Regions from separate parts of the Mus musculus genome. Here all the other regions are linked to region 5. Evidence: chromatin loops called from intact Hi-C (ENCODE). Cell type or tissue: heart. All regions are shown on one strand. Region 1 overlaps Zfp366 (zinc finger protein 366). Region 2 overlaps Tnpo1 (transportin 1). Region 3 has its middle 70 kb from the start of Zfp366. Region 4 has its middle 15 kb from the start of Gm45938. Region 5 has its middle 28 kb from the start of Ptcd2.

Evidence for each region. A loop is a pair of places that touch in the nucleus more often than their neighbours do. Peaks named below come from ENCODE experiments on the same cell type or tissue, not always from the same donor. Only the 100,000 strongest peaks of a DNase experiment are listed, where the experiment ranks them.
Region 1: it touches region 5 in a loop (2.9-fold over the local background); 5 of 42 quality-filtered maps call a loop at or near these places.
Region 2: it touches region 5 in a loop (4-fold over the local background); 20 of 42 quality-filtered maps call a loop at or near these places.
Region 3: it touches region 5 in a loop (2.5-fold over the local background); 5 of 42 quality-filtered maps call a loop at or near these places.
Region 4: it touches region 5 in a loop (4-fold over the local background); 4 of 42 quality-filtered maps call a loop at or near these places.

What each region holds. Positions count from the first base shown.
Region 1 is chr13:99,235,697-99,240,696 of GRCm38, reverse strand. The region is part of intron 3 of Zfp366 (zinc finger protein 366); the gene reads right to left. Among named protein-coding and RNA genes, the nearest start is that of Zfp366, 53 kb to the right of the region's middle. In heart, a CTCF peak has its summit at 2,130; DNase peaks (open chromatin) are centred at 1,806, 2,186, 2,636, 3,346 and 2 weaker places; H3K27ac peaks cover 4,567 bases.
Region 2 is chr13:98,866,067-98,871,066 of GRCm38, reverse strand. Tnpo1 (transportin 1) reads left to right here. Exons shown (of 24, transcript NM_178716.3): 7 at 746-827; 8 at 3,899-4,021. Among named protein-coding and RNA genes, the nearest start is that of Gm34995, 53 kb to the right of the region's middle. In heart, CTCF peaks have their summits at 1,847 (motif pointing left) and 3,037 (motif pointing left); a DNase peak (open chromatin) is centred at 3,056.
Region 3 is chr13:99,252,746-99,257,745 of GRCm38, reverse strand. No RefSeq gene overlaps it. Among named protein-coding and RNA genes, the nearest start is that of Zfp366, 70 kb to the right of the region's middle. In heart, no CTCF peak of the experiment used is centred here; a DNase peak (open chromatin) is centred at 2,815.
Region 4 is chr13:99,123,120-99,128,119 of GRCm38, reverse strand. No RefSeq gene overlaps it. Among named protein-coding and RNA genes, the nearest start is that of Gm45938, 15 kb to the right of the region's middle. In heart, CTCF peaks have their summits at 1,429, 1,733 and 1,936 (motif pointing right); DNase peaks (open chromatin) are centred at 179, 1,379, 3,019 and 3,779.
Region 5 is chr13:99,314,169-99,319,168 of GRCm38, reverse strand. No RefSeq gene overlaps it. Among named protein-coding and RNA genes, the nearest start is that of Ptcd2, 28 kb to the left of the region's middle. In heart, a CTCF peak has its summit at 1,886 (motif pointing right); no DNase peak of the experiment used is centred here; H3K27ac peaks cover 921 bases.

The sequences.
Region 1 (5,000 bases), 78 kb after region 5:
AGTGGCCTATGGGAACGTTATGACTTTTAAATTATATTGTCAGACCTATGAGTTCAAGGCAAGCATGGTCTACTTAATGAACTCCAGGACAGCCAGGACCTCATAAAGGAACGCTGTCTTGAAAAACCAAAATGACCAAAAAAAAAATTATTATATTGTGCTCCACAGTAATCCCAGTGGCCTGAAGGAAAGTCCACTGTGAGTTCATGATGGGTCAGCTCTGATTCCAGTTTCTGTGCTGTTGGCAAGTTTAATTTTTTTTTTATAGTAGAGTGGTAGCCTGTTGGTTGTAACAAGGGAGAGATACCACAATGGTGAGTGGAGGCACATCAACTTTAATAGGTGTTGGAAGGCCCAAACGGGGCCCAGGCAGTTTTTAATGCCAGGGTCGTCTCTATTTTCTCTGTAACCAACCTCAGTATCAGGGACCCGGCTACTTAAGAGGAGTTGTTAAGCCTGAGGCTGGGAGAATATGTAACAAGTCAGGAAAATAGCATCACCTTATACAACAATCTTAAAATATAGCCATTACTTATTCTCCTCCTGCACGCACACCAGTTTGTAAAAGAAAACCCTCACTGGCAGAAGGGTGGAGTCAGCCCATGAAGGACCTGAAACACCCGGGCCTCATTCACATCTCAGCAATAGCTACTCAGTGTCTTCCCCCCACCTCTGACCTCTCGCTCTCATTCAGAACACTCACGTCTTTCTAGTTCCCAGAAGAGTGTCCTCGCATGGCAATGCCCAAGTAGAGAGAGGTTTTGTTTTGATGTCTGTGAAACACAGAGCCGTCCCACTCAGACAATAAAGGGGGGTCAGAAAAACTGAGGCTGGACTGGGATCTGCTATCTACAGAGTCCTGGAATGTCAGCTCTAAGCAGAGTTCCTGCAGAACTCTGGGAACAGGAGCAAGAGTGCAGAGGGACCACCGGCCAAACTCATTTCTTCTCTGGGAAAAACAAAATCAGTAGCTGAAGGAAGGCTTCCTGAATTGAAAACATAAACGCATTCCTAAGCCAGGTCTGGATGAAGGATCGCCTTCCTAACAAGATCTGCATCAAAGTAAGAGAGATACTGGTAGGGGGCTGAGGATACAGCCTCTATCTTTCCAGATGTGAGCCATCGCACCCCAGTGAGGGTGCTGTGCTTTTCAAACATCAAAGGAACAGAAAGGAGTCTTCTGGCTGAACCCCTGCCCGATGACCTGGGGCTGAAGAGAAGCCCAACTCTGGGATTCATGGGAGATTCACTACAGATCACAGGCTTTTGGAAAGCCCAGCATCTGTCTCTCTGATGTCCCGGATGACCTTGAAACAGCTGGAATGCGTTCTCTTTGCTTCAGCCTCCTTGCACTGGCCTCCTGGTGCCCTTCCCCACCTCCTCTCCGAGATACAGGGCCTGGAGTTGCTCCCTTCCCGGGAGCCCCCGAGGCAGCAGCTGCCACAGAGAGGTCAGTGGTGGGCAGAGACAGAGCAATCACAACGGCCACTTGGCTAAGTCCAGAGGCTTAGAAGGTCAAGCAGCACTAGACCAGGCTACTCCCTGAGGTGAGCTTCAGAGCCAAGATGCACCAGGAAGCTATGCTTTCCTACCCAGAGAGGAGAGGTCAAAGAGCTTCAGCCAGCCCCAGAGAATGGCCGCCCTTCCCTCACATTCCTCTCCCTCTCTCCTCTTTAATAAGAAGGGTGTTCCTTTCCTCAAAGGGAGAGGAAGGGAGGGAGGGAGGGAGGGAGAGAGAGTGTAAACTGTCCAAAAGGACCGTGAGAAAACAGGAAGCTTTGAAAAGTACAAGAGAAAGCAAGATGAAATCTATTTGCAGGCGGGCCCCTGGGGACATGTGAGGCATTGTTAAGCAGGCAGTTCATACAGCAATATCCTTCCTTCTGCCTAGGAGGAGGGCTTTGCTGCCAAAAGGCTGCTATCTGGTCACTGCCTTAACCCCCTCCACACCAACCTGAAAACCCTCACCATGGGCACTGGCACTGAGTCCCTATAAACTACCCGGTCTGATCTCCCTCCTTTCAGTATACCAAACAGCCCACAATCCATTTGGTGCAGGAAGTAGAACCCCCTTTTCCAGGCAACTAACTTTATCTGTCTGCCCCACTCATGGACCTGCGCTCAGCCCTCTGCTGTAGAAAAGGCAGTAGAAGACCTGGTGACTCATAACTTAGGCAGCTCTGGGCTTCACCCATCTCAAAAGGGAATTTGTCCCGGAAATTCTGGATGGAAGCTCTTCCTGGTTTTCCTGGTCTTTTGGAAGGTTTTCCAAAGACGGCAGCTGGATCTTGGCTATTATGGAGTGCCGCCACTATAGAGATAGTATCCAAATCAAGAGCTGCGTGCTTATGCCAAATCTGGGAAGCATATCTGTGAAACATAACTTAAGCCTACAGGCTGGCTCTCTAGACAAACTCCAGCTGGCTGCCAGGAACAAGGAGTCTAGAAGTCGAGCCAATAGCAAGAGTCCAGAAGGGCAGTCATATATATATATGCACACACATATATATATACGCCCTTCTTCTGTCTCTGTGGTATATATATACACAGACAGAAGAAAGAAAGAAACAGAAAATGGAAAACTTCCCTCTCCACTAATTTCCCATCCTACCCTATTGTTAATGCTTGATTCTACAGCCAGTGACATTCCTGCTCCCTGGGGACAGCTGTTTCCACTGAGAACTATTTCATGCTGCAATGGGAGATTTATGTTGAGGAGGGGATTTTAATGGCCAAAATCCTAAGAAATTAGAATCTGTTGCTGAAAGAATCTTTCTTGTCACTAATTGTTGGGGAAAGGCAATTGAGCTAGCTCAGGGCTGCAGTGTCTCAGTGGCTGCTGGAAGCCTAGCTTTTTGGTTTTTTTTTTTTTCTTTTTTTTGCTGACCATGTCAATCATGAGAAGAGAATAACTATCTCTGCTATGACTATCAAACTTGGGTGTAATTGGTTAAGCTTGTTTCCTACCATCACTATGTGGCTGGTCAGACATTTGTCTCCATTGGTTACAAAGTGCATAGCAATGAACGAGTGGCCTCCATCTCTCGTCTAACCCTTCCAATACCCTACAAACGTCATTCAGGGACAGATTTCTATACAGCTCAATATGGGTAAGAAGCAAAGACCACAGGACATCCCAAGATCGACCTGCTCTTCCGAGAGATGTGAACCAGGCTTCAGGCTTTAGGAATCTCTCTACCCTATGGTTGTCAGGCACGGGAAGGAACCCATACACACCAGGGAAGTCTGTTGAAATGATGAAGAGTGATGATACCACAGGCTAGCCCAAAGGGTGTTGCTGTGGGGAAGTGGTAATGAGGAGAGAAAGAACCTGACAGCTTGCACTGGAGCTCTCAGGAAGAAAGGGCTCAGTCAAGGTGACCTACACGGATTGCTATTTCAGAAATGTCTAAGTGTTGGAGAAGGGCCAGCTAAGTATGATGAGAATGCCTTTTATCCTCCAAATTGCTTTTCCCTATGACAGACAGTACTCTCTAGGTGAAGGTGTATTCTGGCCTTCGGAGTGAAGCCGTTCAGCTCCTGTTCTGAGAGCTCAGGATAAACTGTCTCTCTCGTAGAAGCTGGGATTTCACTTTCTTATGGGATCAGACGATGTGTGCCAGACATCAAGAGCCTGAGAAACCCTTAAGGAAGGTAAAATGGAGTTTCTGAGACACCCAGCTGACTCTCCCATGCCCTTGGGACCATGTATGGCACACAGTCATCAGGGTGGAGAAGGGTATAGTTGTCTGTGAACAGAGGCCAAAAACATCCATCCAGGAAGGCCCACTGAAGCATTAGGCCCAGAGTACACTACTCTGAGCAGCTTTTGTGCCCTGGTACTATAGAGAACTTTCTAGATGCTCATGTACTGTCAGGCCCAAGATATCTTGTAAGCCTTTGAAGGTAGGGAAACAGAACTCTTCTAGGAATGCTCCAAGATCCCAGACTGCTTAGACTGGCTTTGTCCTGACCTCCATCTCAGGGGCTCCTCCACCCCAAGGCTATGTCTGCTCTGACCTACCCCTCCACCTCAGGGGTTTCCCCCAAGACAATGTTTGTACCAAGGAATCAGAATAGATACAGTACAAATGGAAGGTGGCTGGAATGAGCAGCTGTGTATGTCTTTGGAGAATAAACTAAGAGGTAGCTCCCTTTATAGAGCAACAATTGCACTGCAACCAACAGTTGGTAAGATAATTAATGCAGCTTGTGTTTGATGTGCAAGTGTAGGAGACCCTGCCAGCACCTGCAGTACAGGAGACAGTAAATCTCTGCAGGCAGAGCAGCTGTCAATGGTCAACCACTGATGGGGTTGATGGGGCGAGAAGGGAAATAGAGGGGTGTCTGAGATGAGAGGGAAGGGGTGTTTGTGGAGTCCAGAGAGTTGGGGGTGCTCGCAGGCCTGTTTGTCAGGGGGGTCCTGAGTCCAAGTTACTGCTTCTTCTGCCTTGAAGCTGGTCATCTCTGTGAAGAGGCCTTGCCTCTCCATTCCATGCCGGGCCCTGACACGTACCTATCAGCCACGCTGCTCTCTCCTCCTCCAGCTCACACACTCCAGACGGACACAATGTGGCCTTCAAACCACTGAGAGCTCAGAGAGAAGGAGGGGAAGCAGAAGCGGGTGTCAGGAAAGGAGTTGGGGAGAAGGCCCCTCTCCAGACAATGTCCACACGGCCTAGGAAGCTCTGGTCCCTGACCTCTCGCCCTGTCGAGAAGCTGCCAACACAGGAAAAAAGTTCACTTCACAGGGATTCCTTCAAGCGGGGGCCACAATGCGGAGGGGTTAAGCCGGCAGCCCCTCCTGGAAGAAGGGAATCCAATTGCAGGGACTCGGATTTACAAGTGAGTCACCCACACACCTGGCAACACGCAGCAGCAGAAAAGGAAAATTTAGGTTTCACACAGACACACTCCACTGTCTGAACGCAGTATTTCCTCTTCCCCCTCTGCTCTCTCTTCCTGACTGGGTTGATACCCACCCCTGAGGTCCTCCAACT
Region 2 (5,000 bases), 450 kb after region 5:
ACAGTGTCATACTGGGTTCTAGGCGCTCTTGAACAGGAACTTTTGAGTGTTTTAGCAAATCACATTCATTTAAGATATGGCTCATAAAAGGTAATGGGGAGTGATTGCTGCACTGCAAGGAGAGCCTTAGACAGTGGAGACTTTCAGGAGTGCTAACTTTACTTTTAAAGTTATTTTCTGGTACATCTCAATGCAGAAGAAAGTCGCAGTGGTGTGGAGCTGCTGATAAGAACAGAACAGCTTGTCAGTGTGGTAATGGAAACGATGAAAAGTTCTATCCACTAAACGTGTGGGTTAAAGACAGACTAAATATTATCTGGCCTACACCACACAAGCATTCCATAATGGGAATTGAAATGGAAATGGGTTCAACTGTGCTTAAGTTTGCTCTGTACTTACTAAATGTTCAGATGTTTCTAAAGAGAGCACATAGTTTCTCTTCAAAGTATTTTGTTCTACAGAAAAGAAACTGCACAGAAAAAAACCCTATATTATTTGAGTAAGTGTTATTTGTATAGCACCACGCAGGTCTTACTCAAAATTAATAAAGTCAAAGTGACTGGCTACATGCCAGCACTGTTCTGTTGTTTTTAGATGCTGTGGAGCTATGGTGCTCCACAACTGCAGTTCCCGCTTACGGGGTCATTGGTGTTGTACAGATCCTACAGACACCATAGTATCTCTAGAGATGCGCCTTTTGTTGTAACAACAGTAAGCGTATGCTGATGTGTGCCTTGGTTTCTAGGTCTCATGCTGTTGCATGTGTCAATCAGTTCATCATCAGTCGGACCCAGGCGCTCATGCTGCACATCGATTCCTTCATTGAGGTAAGACTGCCCCAGGCTTGGACTAGTGCTGATGGGATTCAAATTGGATACAATGTTACTAGGTTTTCCTAGCTGAAAATAAAAGCATTCTTTATGTGCTAGAACATTGGAAATGTGATCCAGATATGGGTTATGGAGTGAATATATGTGGTTCTGCCTCCTAGTTTGACTGTTTAGAAGTCTTCTTCAATATACCATTCAGTTTGTACATGCACGATTTTCCTAGACCATGAGTAACCTTTGAAGCAAGCAAACACAAAATACTTAGTAAGATTGGATGAAGTTGGCCTGTAACAATCCAAAGGTACATACTAAAAGAACAGCTACATAATGTTGACCTGACTGTTAACTGCATTACATGGTAGTCTTAAATGGCCTCAGTATACAGGCCAGACCATTTAGGAATAACTTTCTGTTTTTCTATTGATTTACATTATAAATATAGAGGACTCAAGAAAACTATTAGCTCTTAAATACTAAATAATGTCTTAGTGGCATAACTGCAGAAGAATAAGGTCATGCTCATGGGGGCTCACAGACTAAACCACCAACCAGAGAGCATTCAGGGGCTGGACCTAGGCCCTTACATACTGGTAGCAGATGTTCAGGTTGGTCTTTATGTGGGTCCCCTAACAATTGGAAGTGGAGTGGCTGTCTCTGACTCTGTTGCCAGCCATTGGATCCCCTTCCCCTAGTTGGACTGAGTCAGGCCTCAGTGGGAGAAGATCATGCTGCCACTTTGATGTCCCTGGGGGCAGGCGGGTACCCAAGGAGGGGATTCCCTTTCTCTGAGGAGAAGGGGAGTGGGTAATGGTGGAGGGATTTGTGAGGGCAGGATGGGGGGGGGGTGCTGCTGCTACGGGGATGAATAATATGATAGATTAGTGAAAGAGACTAAGATCTGGCCATGGGGGCTGGAGAGATGCTCAGTGGTTAAGAGCACTGCCTGCTCTTCCAGAGGTTCTGAGTTCAATCCCAGCAACCACGTGGCGGCTCACAACCATCTGTAATGAGATCTGACGCCCTCTTCTGGTGTGTCTGAAGACAGCTACAGTATACTTATTTATAATAATAAATAGATCCTTGGGCCAGAGCAAGCAGGGTTGACTGGAGCAAGCAGAGCCAACCAGAGTGAGCAGAAGTCCTAAATAAAATCCCCAACAATCACATGAAGGATCTCAACCATCTGCACAGCTACAGTGCACTCACATGCATAAAATAAATAAATAAATCTATTTTAAAAAATAATAATCTGGCCACAGTCCATAAGCAGAGCAGTTTCTTTTCAGAACCTCTTCCTGATTGCAGCAAGCAGAAAAGCTGAAATTCTAAGAAGGGATGGAGTCATTTTAATTTTCTCAACAGCTTCTTTCTGAATTCTCTCTGTGGACCAGGCTGGCCTCTTACTTCCCGGATCTGCCTGCCTCCACCTGTCCACCCCGCCCCACCCAGCCCAGCGTGTTTAAGGATTTGTAAGAAGTGGTGTGTGCATGAGTCCTGGGACAGTTGTCAGTTCACTCCTGCCTTGCTGAGACTGAATTTCCTGTTTCTGCTACTGTGCTATAGACTGCAGACTGTCAGGCCTCCCTCCGGGCTTCCTGGCCGCCTTCTCTGTCTACAGCCCAGCTCACTGTAGGTGTTGCTGGCATTGCAAACGAGTGTCACTACATCAGGTTGTTTTGTTTTGTTTTCCCCTTTTGAAAAAACAAAACAACAGCTGAATGCTAGGGGCAAATCTCAGGTTGTTAGACTTTGGACACAGCGTACATGCTCACTCTGAGCGGACTCTCTCTCGCTTTAGTGTCTATCTTAGAGTGGCCTTGAACTCTTGATCTCTCAGGACAACCAGAGGGCACCAGCTTCTGTGCCCATCCTAAAGGTGGCTTGGTCTTAGTAAAAACTTGTTATAGTCAAAAATTATCAGTGTGGACCTAAGATTCCATGCAGGCTAGTTTCAATTCCTTTACCAGCTGGCACATTTTTAACCCCTGCTAATTATTAATCTATGAAATGAATAATATTAGTATCTTGGGCTGTGACAATTGGATATACTATTCTGTGTAATGCTCCCACTTATTAACCTTCTAGAGGAGTTTATAAGCATTAGCACAGGAGTGGTGACTGTTCACTTTCCTCTCTACTAGTAGGTAGGTAGTTGACTTGGTGAATAGCAACGATCTAGGCTTGGGTTGTTCTCCGGCTCCCTCTGCTGCTCCAATAGGGAAGTGAGCACTTACACCCAGAGGATGATGCAGTGCCATTAGTTTGTTAATTAGCTTGTGGGTGGGTCTTTGAAACAGGATCTAGCTTAGGCTGTCCAGGAACTTCTGCCTCAGCTTTCAGACAGCTAGGACTGCACATACAGCAATCCAAAAAAAAAAATTTTTTTTTTAAATTACATACAGCTGAGCAGCTGGGAAGATGGCTCAGTCTGTAATATGACTTTAGCTCAGATTGATTTCTAGCACTCAACATAAACAGCCAAGCATGGCATTGTGTGCCTATAACGCCAGCACTGGGGTGGGGTAAAGGAGGAGAGATCCCTTCAGCTTGATAACCAACAAATGTCAAGAAGAATTGTGAGGCTTCAGGTTTAGTGAGTGAGCTCACCTAATTAAAATGGTGGTGGTGGTGGTGGTGGTGGTGGTATAGCAGTATAATAGACTGGCTGTGGGATACCTCTGGTCTCCACGTGCACACACTCCTCTCACACACATGTACTTACTTACCTGCATCACTTACATGCCTATACCCTGCACACAAAGCCTGGCTGTCATTAAGAGTGGTGTTTTAGGCCTGGAGAGATGGCTTAATGAGGAAGTACCACTCATCTAGAGAACCTGAGTTCATTCCCAGCACCCACATCAGATGACGCATAACCAACTCCAACTCCAAGGACTGACTTGGCCTCTGTGGGCACTCGTACTTTGTGCAACCCCCAGATGTGTATGTGCACAAAGGAGTTCCAGATTAGCCACAGTGCACAAAGAGACTTTTTCCCACAAAATCAAAAAGGAGAAAATAGAAATTATGGTCTAACTAGGAGGGAACCTGTGTTTCGTGTACAACAGAACCTCTTTGCACTGGCTGGCGACGAGGAAGCAGAGGTGCGGAAGAACGTGTGCCGGGCGCTTGTGATGTTGCTTGAAGTCCGGATGGATCGCCTGCTTCCTCATATGCACAACATAGTCGAGGTAACCAAAGCATCCCCTTTGAGGGAAGACACATGAAATAGATATGGCTGTTTTTAAATTGTAAATCCTCTTGGTCAGTTTTGTTTTTGTTTTGTTTTGTTTTGTGAGATTTAAGTTATTATTAGAGGGGTTTTTTTTTTGTTTTGGTTTGTTTTTTGTTTGTTTTTTTTTTTGGTTTTTTTTTTTTTGGTTTTTCAACACAGGGTTTCTCTTTGTAGCCCTGGCTGTTCTGGAACTCACTCTGTAGACCAGAGTGGCCTCAAACTCAGAAATCCGCCTGCCTCTGCCTCCCAAGTGCTGGAATTAAAGGCGTGCGCCACCACTGCCCGGTGGAGGAATTATTTAAACATAGAGACTAGGTTTTGCTCATCATGACTAGGAAATTCTCATTAAAAATAGTATGCCGAGTTATAGGTATTTGGGGGATATTGGGTGATGTATTCTTGGATTGTTATAAAATAAAATTAAAAATTGAATCTGTCAGTTTGTAGTTTCATTATCAATATGATTCGCCTAATTTTGTGACTTAGCAGAAGGTTGAGGTTTCTAAGAAGGACATTGGCAAGGTGGTGGGGGAGCAGGGCATCCTGCATCCCAGCACTAGAAAGGCAGAGGCAGGCCAGCCCGGTGTATAGAGCGAGGTCCAGGGCTGCAGGGACTGCACAGAGAGACCCTAGCTTGGTTCAACAACCCAAGTAGATGTTAAAGGTTTTTCCATTCTTGTGTAGTTGAAGTCAGGTCACTAGGAAACATATCAGTTGCACTTGTTTAAGTGAAGACTCTAGAAGATAGAGAAGGGAAGCAGTTATTTAGGCTCCATGTAGTACCACTAGAGTCAAGCTCTACCATCTGATTTCATAGTGCAGAATAGAGTCCTACTTGTTTATTATATGGCTTTCCAAGTGCTTTAAGCAGTGTATTATTAGCCTCACTTGTGTGCTGTGTGATGAGAGTGGGTCTCTTAGAAATGGAGTTACAG
Region 3 (5,000 bases), 61 kb after region 5:
ATAGCTAATGTTCGAGTACCTAGTTCCTGTTATTTAAGGCAATTTAACACCCACCCCCACTCTGTCTTTCTCAAACTGTCTTTCTTTCTGTCTCTGTCTTTCTTGGACTGTCTGTCTTTCTCAGACTGTTTTTCTGTCTCTCTCTGTCTCTCTGTCTCTGTCTGTCTGTCTGTCTGCCTCTTTCTCAGACTATCTTTTTCAGATTTTCTCTCCCTCTTCCTTCCCCTCCCCCTCCTCTCTCTCTGTCTCTGTCTCTCTCCCTCTCTGTTTTTCTTGGACTTTCTCTCTGTCTCCCTTTCCCTCTCCCTCCCTCATCTCTGTCCCTTTAGAGAACCCTGTTTACTAGAGAGTTACAAAGTTTATCTTTAGGATGATACAATTTTCCTGGCAATGAATAGATGTGATAGCTATATGATATTGTGTGAATGTACTTAATGCCAGTAAAGTTTTCACTAGAAATGGTCAACAATACAGTCTGTGTAACTCAATACAAATCCATGGCAGTACCTGTGGTTATCGTAATTATACTCACAGTGTTGCGTCACTAAGCTGTCTCCTGATGGTACCCATTTTCCATAGCACAGAGCCAGGGGAAATGGACGGGCCAATTGTGCCTGGCACTTCGAGTACCTATCTTTCCCAACAGACTGGTGAGATGGAAGCCATTGAGCTCAGCATCTTCCTGTTGATCTGGACCTGGGGATAAGGTTTTGATGCCAATGTCTAGCTTCCAGTTTATGGCATAGTTTTTCCTTGTGGAACTGAGAGATGGAACCTACCTCTTGGCTCACTAGAATCATCTTCTATAATATTAAAATGAAGGATGAGAAGCAGAAGCCCGGCTTCATTCGTATAACCTCCCACTGTCTTACTGAGTTGCTAAAGATTTTGTTGAAAAAAAATATCTCTTATATTGTCCTAAGTCCCCTGGCCAGTTGCCAGATTTTGAATGATGTATCTGCAAAGTTTTTGCCTATCTTATTTGATGTTTGAGCAGTGCCAGTGTTTCTAGATTCCTCGTGCCTCTATTCTGGAACTTTTATGCACAGTTTGAATTCACCATGTTGAGGGGCTAAGGATGTATTGCTCAGTTGGGAGAGTGCTTGTGTAGCCCTGGATTTGATGCTAGCAGCACATCAACTGGGCATGGTAAAGCATGTCTGTAAGGTCAGCATTCGTTGGGTAGAGGCAGGAGGATCAGAAGTCTAAGGCCATCCTTGGCTGCATTCGAAAGTTCGAGACCCACCTGAGCTACGATAGATCCTGTCCCAGAAAGTTATCATAGTGGAAGGATGTATATTTTTGAGTGGCAGCATTTTGTGAGTTCCTCTTTGAGACTTCCGGGTAAGTTCATATTACCAATCTTACCATCTTCTGAAAATACCCCAGGGAGAATCAGAGTCAGTGGCTCTAAAACCTCATGGCCGGAGTAAAGCAAAACATTTGAGTACAGACCTGAGACCAAACGTACAGAGTTCCTGCAGCTACGTAGGAGATGACCAGTGCCAGGCACCCAAGCCCTTGACAGTCTAGGCAATTGTCTGTGTCTTCAGATCGGGGCTTAAGGTGTCTGCTAAGTGGCTTAGACTCTGTCATCTGTGGTCACTTCAGAGACATACGTCATTGCTTGATGAACGTTTATTGAACATCCTCTGGGAAGTGCCACTGCCACAAGCAGTTTTTAAAGTTCTGCCTAACCTTGTCTCCAGTTTTGCTTTTTCTTCCCATAAGAATTTTCTAGTTTTTAAAGTGTAAGGAAAGGCAATTGACTCATTCCTGTATGGATACCATCTTGCAAAGTGACAGCTAAGTGTTTTACATATTATTCTGACTTGAATAACCTGCCACTCTAAGTGCTGCCGTTTTCTCCGCTAGACTTGTTACAGGTTGGAAGGTAAGCTATCTGCACACCATAATAAGTACCACAGCGATTGTCTCTGCAAGTCTAGAATGATTAATTGGTTTTTACCTCATCTGTCCCTTCATTCCACAGAAAGTTGGAGATTGTTTTACTCTTACCACCTTCTAGAAGAAGAAACAAAGTCGTTTGCCAGCTTAATATGATGAATCGCTAACCTGGAAGCAATAGCTTTGTGATTCTTCCATATACCTCTTAATATACCCATCTATTTTCCTTATAAAGACCACTCATTTATTAAGATCCACTGTGTGAAGAGACTTACTACATAGGCCAAGCATCAGTTAAGAAGGATTCTACCTACAAATTCAGAACAGAGCCGCTCCCCCACCGTGCCTCTATCATTTGGTGGATAATTCAGCCAGTCTCTTACCCTGTCACCTGTCTTGCCTAGGGGCACTGTGAAGAGGAAACACTTCTGCTTGGAAGTGTTGTTTGAGCCAAGCTAAGAGGATGTTCTTGCATTTCTTTCATCAGGGAATGAAGATGGAGGGTGGAGGTGGGGAGGTGTTAGAGATGATAGACAAATGAGACCTTTGATTTGAGGTCATGGGCCCTACCCCTCCCCTGACACAGACATCCTATTTATCCCATGCTTCCCTGTGCAGATCACTTTGGTGGAGCATGACAATGCAGCAGACACACAAGGACTTTTCCCACATCATACTCCAAACACAGCCACTCTCCAGGGAACATAAGAGAAACTTTTGGGCTTCCACTTCCCCTCCATTTGTTTGAAGGATCAAGAGAACACAGCCCTCTTTCAACAAAAATTAAAAAAGGAAAATCATGAAAAGAGCCAGCCTCCTTTTTTCCTCTCCTTCCCCTTAATATATTGTTGCATCCAGGGAAGAGGAAGCTGTGAGCGCCACTGATACTGAGCCCCCAGGGAGCCCATAAGGGTCACACCCCAGCTACCACGGGGGCTTGTCTTCCTCCATTTGCAGCGGGGATTTGTAGTGCTGGGTGTGGAAGTTGCTTTTGGCTCTGCACTGATGTAAAACAAAGAAAACACACACACAAAAAGAAAAGAAAAAGAAATGTGTGTGATTGTGTATGTGATGTATGAGTGCGTATATGTGCAGTGTGTGTGTGTATGTGTGGTGTGTGTGCATGTGGTGTGTGGTATATGTATGTATGTGTATGTTGAGTGTATGCATGTGTGTGTGTGGTGTGGAGCATGTCTATATGAGAGAGAACTGGTGGGGGAGGGAGGGAGAGAGGAAGAGAGGGAGAGAGAGGGAGAGGGAGAGAGGGAGAGGGAGAAAGAGATAGAGAGATAGAGATAGAGAGAGAGAGAGAGATTCCAACAAAGCAGGTTGTGAGTGCACCTAGGTTCCATAGGGCAGAGAGTTCTTCAATGCAAGACTCTGGAGAAATATTTGATTAATCTTTAGCTATGTCCTGCTGGTCTCCACAGTCTGGCTCAGAACTGTGTGTTCCTTAAGGGTGGAGACAAATTCCTTCCACATGTTTTTGTTTTGGGTTTCTTCCTAAAGAAGGTGCCCAGGAACAATTGTCTCTGTGCCTTGTAACATAACAACACATGTTTATTCCCCATCTCACTAAGTAAGGTGTGCACTAGACCAAATTTTTTTTCATAGCTAGACTTTTAAGAGCTATTTTTTTAAATAAAAATATATTTGGGCCATGAGTTCTCTTTTAAGAATGAAAGTGTTTTTATGTACTTGTTGTATTGGCTGGATCAGAGGGAGCTTGGGGAGCCGGAGCGATAAAAGGGCTCTTCCTAGCATTACATAGTCTTAGTTCTTCCTAGCATTACATAGTCTTAGTTCTTCCTAGCATTACATAGTCTTAGTTCTTCCTAGCATTACATAGTCTTAGTTCTTCCTAGCATTACATAGTCTTAGAGTCTCAAACTCTGCTCTGACATCTCTTCCCACCACCTGTGCCTGTACAATTCTTGCCTGCTTCACTTTTCACCAACTGAAATCTAGACGAAAATAGAGAAACAGATAGACTTAATTCTGTACCATGCAGTACTTAGTAAGTGTGCCGCTCACCCACCAAGCAGAGAGCACGAGCACGCTGGGAGCCACAGACTCTAACTGATCCCTTTAGTCATTATGACAGGAAATGGACTTCACATCAAGGGGTGAGAAAAGTATGCATTTTAGTGTGTGTGTGTATGTGCGCATCCACACATGTGTATTTATATGTACACATGTGTGAAGGCTATTCATCATTAGGTGCTAGCTACCTCGTTTTTTTGAGACAGGGTTTTCTATTGGTCTGGCTTGGAGCTTACCAAGCTGCCTCATCTGGCTGGCCGTGGCCAGTGAGCACAGGGGATCCACTCCTCCCCTCCCCTCCCCTCCCCTCCTGCTCTGGAATTACAAGCACTACCACATCCAGATGGCTGTCCCAGCCCTGCCCCATGCATGGGCTCTGAACCATTAAACTTAAGTCTTCATGTTTGCAAGACAGGCGTTTTACCAACTGACACATCATCCCAGCCCACTTTTGGTTTTTGCTATTAAATTTTCCTTGAGTATAAGTCAAAGATCTCAGAGAGAGAGAGAGAGAGAGAGAGAGAGAGAGAGAGAGAGAGAGAGAGAGAGAGAGAGAATCAGATATCTATTTATGTAGCTCAGGCTGCCACTGAACTCTCTGCATCTTGCCCTAGTCTCATGAGTTCTGGGATTACAGATATGTGTAGTTGTACCCATCTTTAAATTCTTTGTTATCATGTTGTCCTAATAGTGAGTCACACAGGATATTAAAGCTGACTCTTGAGTATCTACCAGCATCCTTCTGGTTACCTTCCAAACCATCTCTTATGTGATAACTAAAATAAGTTTCAAAACTGTGAATATTATGTTCTTTGTTCCTTGACTTTTTATTTCACCCTCACACTGTATCACTATCCCAGTCCTCTGGCCATGACTTCCCTCTATCATGCTTTTTCATACTGCAGGACCTTTGCCCATGTGGTAAACACTACCTGGAAAGCCCTTCCTTGCTTATCCCCATGGCTGCCTTTCTGTCCTTCAGTTCTCAAGTTAAGTGTCATTTATTCAGAAGAGTAGTGGCTGCTTTAATACTGATTATCTATGATTTC
Region 4 (5,000 bases), 190 kb after region 5:
ACATAAGATGACTCTTAAGCTTAAGATGGAGACTGGCTGGTTCTCCAAAAAGACCATCTTTCCATTAACCCAAAAAGGAGGTATTCAGAGCCAGTTTTTCAGAGAAGGACATCCAAACATAGGGGTGTGTCATGCCAATATGTGACTGCCGAGGGATGCAGCCAAGACACTAACCCAGACTGCCAAGACGAGCTTCACTCTGCTCCCCAGGCTGCCTACCATCCCCCTCTGTCTTTTCTGTGTCCCTTTTGGCCTTTATTCCAAAGGAGGATGAGAGGAGGGTGGAGAAGGGACACATAGTGATTATGAAAGGAAATGATACACATGAAAACACTTCGAGATTGCAGCACCATAGAGATGCTTCGAAGCATTGCTATTAAACGTGGAAATGGCTTACTGAATTATCCTTTCCCTACAATGGTGAATCATTTTAATTTTCATTTGAATTGCCCACCTACCCTGTGGGAAGCCGCCCTCACATTCGCGGTTACAAGATGGCGCTGACATCCTGTGTTCTAAGTGGTAAACAAATAATCTGCGAATGTGCCAAGGGTAGTTTTCCACCCCATGTGCTCTGCCTTCCCCGTGACAACAACTCGGCCGATGGGCTGCAGCCAATCAGGGAGTGACACGTCCTAGGCGGAGGATAATTCTCCTTAAAAGGGACGGGGTTTCACCATTCTCTCTCTTGCACTCTTGCGCTCTGGCTCCTAAAGATGTAAGCAATAAAGCTCTCTGGCTCCTAAAGATGTAAGCAATAGAGCTCTTGCTCTCTTGCTCTCTTGCACTCTTGCTCTCTTGCTCTCTTGCGCTCTTGCTCTCTGGCTCCTGAAGATGTAAGCAATAAAGCTTTTGCCGCAGAAGATTCTGGTTTGTTGCGTCTTTCCTGGCCGGTCGCGAACGCGTGTAAGACTACCCCAAGACCAACTGTTGAAAGAGGACAAATGGGGATCTATGCTTGACAGAGGAATGCTCAGATCAGTAAAACAAGATTACAAGGAACTCAGAAACCCGCTTGCCTCAGAAGCACCACGCAGTACAAGAATTGCTAACCATTCAGTGAGAAGCCAGTCTTCACAAAGGAGGCTGTTTGTCTGTTCCTTGTCTTTGAGGTGTTCTGATTTGGGGCCAGCCTACCTAGCAAAGAAGTACTGGTAGAGGCAAATCATGAATCATTGAGATTGATAATTTGCCTCACAACTGAAGAACTAGTTGGGGATCACAGTGAGAAAGGAAGAAAATAACGTTAACCCAAAGGAAAAGCTGATGGAGAAGCCTGGCTTCCTGCCCCGCCCTCAAGCCCAGTGAACGGAAAGGGAAACAGCACAGAGCATTCAAAGTCCTTTAAGTGAGAAAGCAGGTTGCGCATCCTCTAGCTGCTCGGGACCTTCTCTTGAGGAAACAGGCAGATGTGTTTGTGAGTGGTTATCTGAACGTGACCCCTAGTGTCCAACTTGGACAGCACTCACAGAGAAAAATCTTTGTTAAAGGAAGGCCGGAAACTGTAGGACTATGTAATAACATTGGGGCTATGAGAGATTTCATCTAGTTTCCTATTTTACAAACGAGTGGTTAAGGCCAAGGAATGGTAAGATGACTTGGGGGGCACATCGGTGGTGACAAAGCTGGAATGGAGCCCAGGTATTTTAATTCTAGTTCAATTTCTTGAGCATTTTGTTTTAGAGAATGATTGACACTAGATAGTCTGTGATAAGATCTACCTACAGAAGAACATGAGGATCAGTGTTTCGTTACACAGACTGGAATATGAAGTGGGCATTGATACCATCTATACACACTATGATCTGAAGCAATGCTAGTCAGTAACTAATTTTGGGGGGGGGGATTGGTTTATTTGTTCTGTAGATAGTATTCTGCCTGCATGTATGTCTGCAAACCAGAAGAGGGCACCAGATCTCATTACAGATGGTTATGGCCACCATGTGGTTACTGGTAATTGAACTCTGGAAGAACAGTCAGTGCTCTTAACCTCCGAGCCATCTCTCCAGCCCCCAGTAACTAAATTTTTAATTGCTCATCTTTGGTATGTGTGTATTTGTGAGTCATGTGGTTGCCAGTGTGTGCAGAGTCCAACTTTATCTTTCTAATATATTAAAGTTTGTTTTTTGTTTGTTGTTTTACAAGGCAGGGTTTCTCTGTGTAGCCATGGCTGTCCTGAAGCTCACTCTGTAGACCAGGCTAGCCTCGAGATCTGCCTCCCTCTACTGCCTGAACACTGGGATCATAGGCGTGTACCACCACTGCCCAGCTAAAATTTGATTTTTTTTCCCCTTCAGTATAATTATTTTATGTATATGAGTGAGTGTGTTCCTGCACCACATGTGTTTGGTGGCCACATGGGCAAACAAAACAGTATCAGATCCTTTGAAACTGGAACTACCAAGGTTATAAGCCACCATGTGATTTACAGATAACTGAACCTGGTCCTCTAGAAAGAGCAGCAACTACTCTTAACTGCCAGCCCACCTCTCTTGAGTTCACCCTTCAGTTTTTTATGACAGAGTCTCTCCCTGGAGCTCACTGAGTAGGGTAGGGTGGCTAGCCAGCAAGCCCTAGGTATCTGCTCGTCTCCTCCTCTCGCCAGTGCTGGGATTTTAAAAATCATGCAACCACACCCAGTTCTTTTATGTGAGTTCTGAGAGTTGAGTTCATGTCCTTGAACTTGCAAGACAAGCACTGGACTGCCCGAGCCCTCTCCCCAGCCTCGTGTTAGGCACTGTTGAAGTTTTAGACCTTTCCATATTTTCTCCATTACGCACCACACATTTCAGTGACAAATTATGGCATTTCTTCCTGGCCCAAGGTTCATAATGATCTTCAAAGGGAAGAAATGATATCATGTAACTGGAACATTCACTGAGGACGGGAGTCAGATGCACAGAGTCTCCTGAGATCTCCAGCTACGGACATTTGTGTGTGCAGCTGTTACATTCCACCCATTTCCTGTCCTCCTGCTCCCAGCCTGCTGAGCAATGCCAAAGGACATCTTGTCCCCAGGCCTGCTCATGCTCCTAGGGACCCAGCCGATCTCACTCAGCTAGCTCCTAGCATCCAGAGGTATTTGGGTCACTCCCTGCCAGACTCCTGCCAAAAGCCCTTCCACATTCCTCTCTCCTCTCCCTCTTCTCCACTTCTCCGCCCCCTGACCATATAAGATCATTCGGTGTGACCTAACAATGTGCCTCTTTACCCACCCACCTCAGACCATGTCTCAAAGGTGGAAATGCTCTTTTCTTTTCAAGGTCTTTTCTTTACACTTGAGACTCTCTCCTAGACACTCCTCCATCAGCCACCAGCACTTTGCTCCATTTCTGTTTTCCCCCCTCCTCTTTCCAGCTTCTCTTGCCCAGAAAAACACCGACTTTCCCTTAAACTTAGAAAAGACTCTTTTAGCCCATTCCTCAAGTTAAAGCCATCTCTGCCTTTTGTTTTATTTGAAGTTTGCTTGGTGAGGTATATTCCCCAAGTCTTTAATCTGTGCTTCTCTCAATTTGTTTCCAATGGTCTCCTAATATCACATGTGTAGAAAATTTAAATATTCAAAATTTGATCCACCATGGACAGAGAGGGCAGCTCTCAACAGTATCGGCCACTAATGCAGAGAGTCATGGCTGGTGAATGTGGTGAGAAAGGAACTTGAGTGCTCAGCCCTAGGAGAGACATCTTTGCTAACTAACCCTACCCCTGCTCCTCCAAGGCTCAGGAGACAGAGGAAGAGTAGGGAGAAAGTGAAAGTTTTTCTCTGCTGGTGAAATGAGCCAATTCAAACCAGATTGGAGAATATAAGGGGGAGCCCTTCATGGGGAGTGACTTCAGGGTCCCAAGAAATGAGGCCAGGAAAGTGGCCCAGGGTGAGGGAGACAGGGGTGGGGGATGGGGGTGGGAGGAGTGGCTGGGGAGGAGGGCAGACAGAAATCGAGAAAGGGCTTGCTCACAAGAGGGAGAGAAAATACAGAGAGAGAGGGGGAGGAGGGAAAGGAAGGAGGGGGAGGAAGAGAGTGGGAGTACTGAGGAACAGGGAGGGAGGGAGGGAGGGAGGGAGAGAGAGAGAGAGCACAAAATGCCTGGATTGTACCGGGAGGAGCTTATGGGGGAGGGGAAGCCCAGCCCCTGGGCTGTAAAATTCAGGGTAGAGGGCAGGGTATGCCAGCCATGCCCTGTATACATAGAGACTGAAGGATGCTGGGAGAACCTGGAGCTCTGGTCCTCTTTGGTGTGTAAAATATGCACCTCCACCACTTGTCCTGGATCTGAACTGCATCAGAAAGAACATAAGAACTGGAGGGTGGGGAGGAGCGACGTGAAACGTCTTCTGGATCCGAGATGGCGATTGTACTCACACCGTACTTAGGCAGATGTGGCTCCCTGCACAAGGTCAAGTCAGCCAGAGAATTCAGTCACAGATTAAGGCGGTGTTCTCTAGGCCCTACCCCTACTGAGGAGCTACTAGCAATTGATAAGCTACTGGGGAAGGAGAACCGGCTTTTTGAGGGCGTGGTCGCTGGTAGGTTTTCTATTCCCAGTGGATGGTCCCACATGCATGCACATATAGATGGTACTAATTGAATCCAGTGGGGAAGAGGAGGAAGAGGAGAAAACGGAGTTAGAAGAGGTAAGTATGGAGGGACATGGGAAATATAGAAAGAGACTGGCATGGATATGACCTATTTCGTGTGAGAAATGGTGTATACATGTGAGAAATTCTCAAGAGTTAAGAAAATTACATAATTATATAAGTGTAATTATTTAGAGGGCTCTAAATTCGACTCTGATATAAAGAATTTTGCTCATTACACTCAAAGCCCTAATGTTAGTTTTCGGTCTTTTCTCATATGCTGTACATATGTGTCTCAATACCCAAGTTAGACTGTGAGTTCCTTTGGAAAGCCATCTCAGCTTCCCTTCTGTACTGGCTAGTTCTGTGTCAACTTGACACAGCTGGGGTTATCACAGAGAAAGGAGCTTCAGTTGAGGAAATG
Region 5 (5,000 bases):
CAAAACTGTCCATAGAATCAGAAATTTTAGAATTAGAGAAACCTTCTGTGTCTTAACTCATTCATCTTTCAGGTTGAGGAAATGACTTAAGCTAGCAGAACTAATTTAGGATAGGACACTAGATTCCAGTTCTGGTATCTTTACTACTGTGAAATATTATTACATATATACTTATATTTTATAAAGTAGTTTAATATATAAATATATTTGTATATAGTGCATATAAACAGTATATATAATATTTATAAATTATTACTTATTTATATAATATAAAGGTAGATAGAGAGATACCTCTTCTGCGGCTAAAACAGTTCCTAAGATATTTCCAGAATCCTAAGGACTCCTGAGGTTTTCCAGGTGGCTGCAGGTTCTCAGTTTGCTCATTGGTAAGTGGGTCTGATAGTCAGTGCACAGGCTAACAGTGAGTGTGAGTTCACAGTGAATGTGAGGCAGGCAGTATGCCTGGTGCTGTGCCCGTGCTGTGAAACCTTAACTTTGTGGCTACCTAGCTGCTGGCACTTAAAGTACTCCCAGCTAGCTGAGGAATCACAGGGATACATGAGGCCTTCTTCCTGCTCTCATCATGCACAGGAGCCCATCTCACAGTTATCAGAAAGAGTTTGCCTGTGTTCTGTAAAGCGTTAGACAGCCTCATTAAAAAAAAAAAAAAACAAAGCAACAACAAAAAATTCTTCTTAGAAAATAATGGCTTCTGTGTGTGCCTGGTGTTTTGTAAACAACAGCAAAAGTTGATTCCTGTACCTGCAAAGCCTTAGAGAATAGACCATGCTTCCCCAACTTACCTTGTGTAAATGGCTGTAATGCGTTAGATAATTGTGGTGCTCTTTGTTAGGCCACAACCACTCATTAACAAAAACAAAAATGGAAAAAGCACAAACAACTTCATGAATAATAAATACCAACCTTCCTGCCCCCTGCTTCCCCGAGAGGGAGACTGCTGGCCTCTGCTGATGGAGACCAGCCGTCATACCTGTTTTAAAGCCTCAGTAGCAAGATAACTAATGCACACTGTTAGAGGTGAGCACTTAAAATGTATTAGTTACTATTTCTTTTAAATTTTATGTATATTGGTGTTTTGCCTGCATGTGTGAGGGAGTCAGATCCTCTGAAACAGGAGTTATAGACAATTGTGAGCTGCCATGTGGGTGCTAGGAATTCAACCTGGGTCCTCTAGAAGAAAAGCCAGTGTTCGTAACCACTGAGACATCTCTCCAGTTCCCCATAATTACTTTTAAAAAAACAAAAAAACAGAATGCACTGGTTCTCCACTTGTGGGGTATGGGTTACAGTGTGCCCCCTTTGGGGACAAATGGCCCTTTCACAGGGTTGCATATCAGATATTTACATTATGATTCATAACAAGCAAAATTGTGGTTATGATACCGCAAGGAAAATAATTTTATAGTTGGGGGTCACCACGACATGAGGAACTGTATTAAAGGGTTGAGGTGTTAGGAAGGTTGAGAACCACTGATCTGTGGGTGCTTGGGTGACAGCAGAAGCAGGGTCACTTATGCCAGAGTTGATGAAAAGAAGGAAATGACCCAGCACATAGCAAGGGTTATTGTTCCTCAGGCTCTAACAGAGCAGTTGGCTATATATCTCATTGAACCTTCAGGAAAGCCCTCTGAGATAGCATTACCCCACTTCTCAGGAAAAACTGGAGGTCATAGATTGGATACCAGGGAGTAGAAGACAATGGTATTTAAAACAGGCTGTTGGGAAGCACTTTAGTAAACATGTTTCTAATCACATGTCTGTATTGCCTGTGTGTGTGTCTGTCTGTCTGTTTTGTGTGTGTGTCTGTGTTTTGTGTGTCTGTTTTGTATGTGTATATGTGTACTTTTATTCATGCTGTGTTCTTTTCTACAGCAGCAGAACTTAGCCGAGACAGCAGAGGGCGCCCAGATTCTCTCTCTCTCTCTCTCTCTCTCTCTCTCTCTCTCTCTCTCTCTCTCTTTTAGGGTACCAGTTTTCAAAAATGTCTTCCATTCCTGGAACTCAGAGAGAGCAGAAATTCATATTGAGGCTACATGGGTAAAGTACCCACGTACCTGACAGATGCAGAAGACATCTTCGTCACACAAAAACACTAGATGACTCACTAGAGAATTGAGTGTATTTAGATCTGCCCAACTTGAAGAATTGTTCAGAGGTCACATTCAATTCCATGAAAGTTACATACCGAGTCTTCACAGAGTACTGATTATATGATGTTGGGATTCAAATGAAACGCGTCCCTACCAGAGACCAGAACACCAGGGAGGAGCAAAGGGACAAAGACTTGCTCCAGAGGACTTAACTGAGAAATCAACAAGCGGTTCTCAAAATCCTCCAGTGCACTGGAAGGAAACTCTAAAACTGAACAGGGAGGGAAATCTCCGAAGGAGCAGTCTCTGTAGGAGAGCAGTCTTCAGGCTGCAAACATCTTGGGGACAGAGCTATGGTGGACATTTTCTACACACACTCTCAACACTGGCCCTCGGAACAGGAGGGAAGGCTTTGGCGTTCCTCTGATCCCAGCCTTGGAAGGCTTTGGTGTTCCACTGAGCCCAGCCTTGGAAGGCTTTGGCGTTCCTCTGATCCCAGCCTTGGAAGGCTTTGGCATTCCGCTGAGCCCAGCCTTGGAAAGCTTTGGCATTTTCCCATAGCTCTGAGGCTTTGGTCCTTGACATGGCTGTGTTCGTGTCAAACAATACATATTTACACAGGACTTTACCCCTCAAGACTTTCCCCATTCTCCACAATCTCAATATATTATATTTAAAAATCATGTGTGATGGCTACCTGCCCCAGATCCAATAGAAATCTGAAGGCCAGATTCATTTCTGTATATGATGTTAAGTAGGCTTTTTGTAGGCTTTTGTATTTAGGAGTTAAAGAAAGAAAGCAAAAAGTCTACTGCACTGTTTATAAAGAGAAGATGACTTCTTGGGCTCATGACCTCTTGTCACAAGCCATCCAGTGAAGCTTACTTCTATAAGATCCACCTTGTCAGGGTGTGGGGTAGGAGGTGGTCTTCCTTTATAACCCAGTCTAAACTGAAGATCCTCCTGCCTTAGCCTGCCAGGATTCTAGATGTGTGCCACAGTGCTTGACCAAGCTCTTTCCTGACAAAGAGATAAGTTAAAGTCAGTGCCTCATAGGGCAGAGAGCAGCCCTGCTACCATGCCTCCTGCCCTGCCCTGAGCCATGCTGTAAATGCTCAGCCCTTGGCTTGTAGCTTGACTTTGAAGGCTGTAGAACCTGTAGGAGGTATGGCCTGCCTGGTAGACATAGGTCACTAGGGCCAGGCCCTTGAGGGTCAGTCTGTCCCTGGCTCCCATCTATCTACACTCTCCCTGTTGCACTGCCATGTGACGATTAGAACTACCCACACAGTACCTTCCCCACAGAGAGGGACTTAAATCCCTCTGAAGCCATGAGCCAGAGTAAATCATTCCTTCCTGGAGCTGCTCCTGCCAGACATTTTACCAAAGGAACAGAAGAGACACAACTCTGTCCCCGCATGTCCCACAGTCTAGCCTTTGCCACCTGCCTGGAACCCACAGTGAACTCAGTGGGCCATAGATGTAGCCCGGAGGTGCAAAACTTATATAGAGAGAATACTCAGGTCTGCATTTATTTGTCTTTTACGTATTTTGAGGCAGGGTCTTGCTGGGTAGACCATACTGGCTAGCAACCCGCTCTGCAGCCCACGCTGGCCTCTCTCATTCATGATCCTCCTGCCTCAGCCTTTTAAAAGTCTCTTTTCTCCAAGTGTTTCAGTGTCTGCATATGGACACAACCTTCAAGTTTCACTGAAATCTTCTTGTGCGGAACCTTTGTAGAGCTGTGGAGGATGGGATCCAAAGAAGACGTTGCTATCTTCACAGGGCCAATTCCCTCCATGGTGGTGGGTCTAAATCAGCAGGTGATGCGAGCTCCCTTGTCTTTGAGTTGGAGGGTTCACTGTAACAAGGCAGTTTAAAGCAGGTCAGGTGCATCACTTTCCTGTTCTGGGTCAGTTGAATGTGGTCTGTGAATTCTTCTGTCCCTGAATTCTACTTCCTCTTTCCCCTCTCCCTGTCTTCCCGTCATTCTCATGATGTCTCTTCCTTTGGGGTTGTGCTGCGATGGTTTTTTGCCTTCTCGTGTTCTCGTCCTCCTGACTCATTGCGGAGAGGCCAGGTCACCGAGGTAATTAGAAACGCACGGTCTGCTTCAGTCTTGGCTTTCCCCTCGCCTAGCCCTATTAGAAAGAAGAACTGCACAGGTCAAGATGAGAAAAGCGATATCCCCAAAAACATCTTCCTCTCCAGCTGCCACGGGGCTACATGCTGTGGACGGTAGATAGCAAAGCCACCTGGAGCTGCCAGGCTATTCTCAACGCTGTCTCACGGGCCCAGCATCTTATGCAGCCTTTCACGGGAGTTGCAGCTCTCAGAGGAGGGTGCAGGCAAGAATGGCTAACTCCTATTTTTATTGCAACCTGTGGTACATTTTTGTTTTCCCAGTTTGTTCAACAAAGAACATTTAGCAATCGTTTCTTTTACCTGGAAGTCATACCAAGAGCAGATGAAAAACAGTAAGATGTGTCTGCTAGTTTGACATTTCCAGGTCCGATGGTCAGGTCCTTTAACTAATCCCAGACTTTGGTTCAGTTCCCCACTCTGGGGTGCGCCTGTCATCTTGCAGCTCCCATGATGCTCAACACACTCAAACTCAGACTATCTGATTGCTTTTGCTCTTATTAACAGTCTACCTAATTACCAGTACTGTATTTGGTGGTGAGGAAGTTTCATTTTTAAACTGATGCAACTTGGTGTTGAGTTGAGGATATTCAATCAGCCTCTGGCAGGAAATGAAGAGGGGCAAGCACCTGCAGTTAGGGCGACTCCGGAGCTAATGAAGAGATGAATAATGGAAAGAATGAAGCCCCGTGCTAACTATGACTCAGTGGGTCCCACTTTGCTGCCAGGAGTCACTTATTCTTTCCA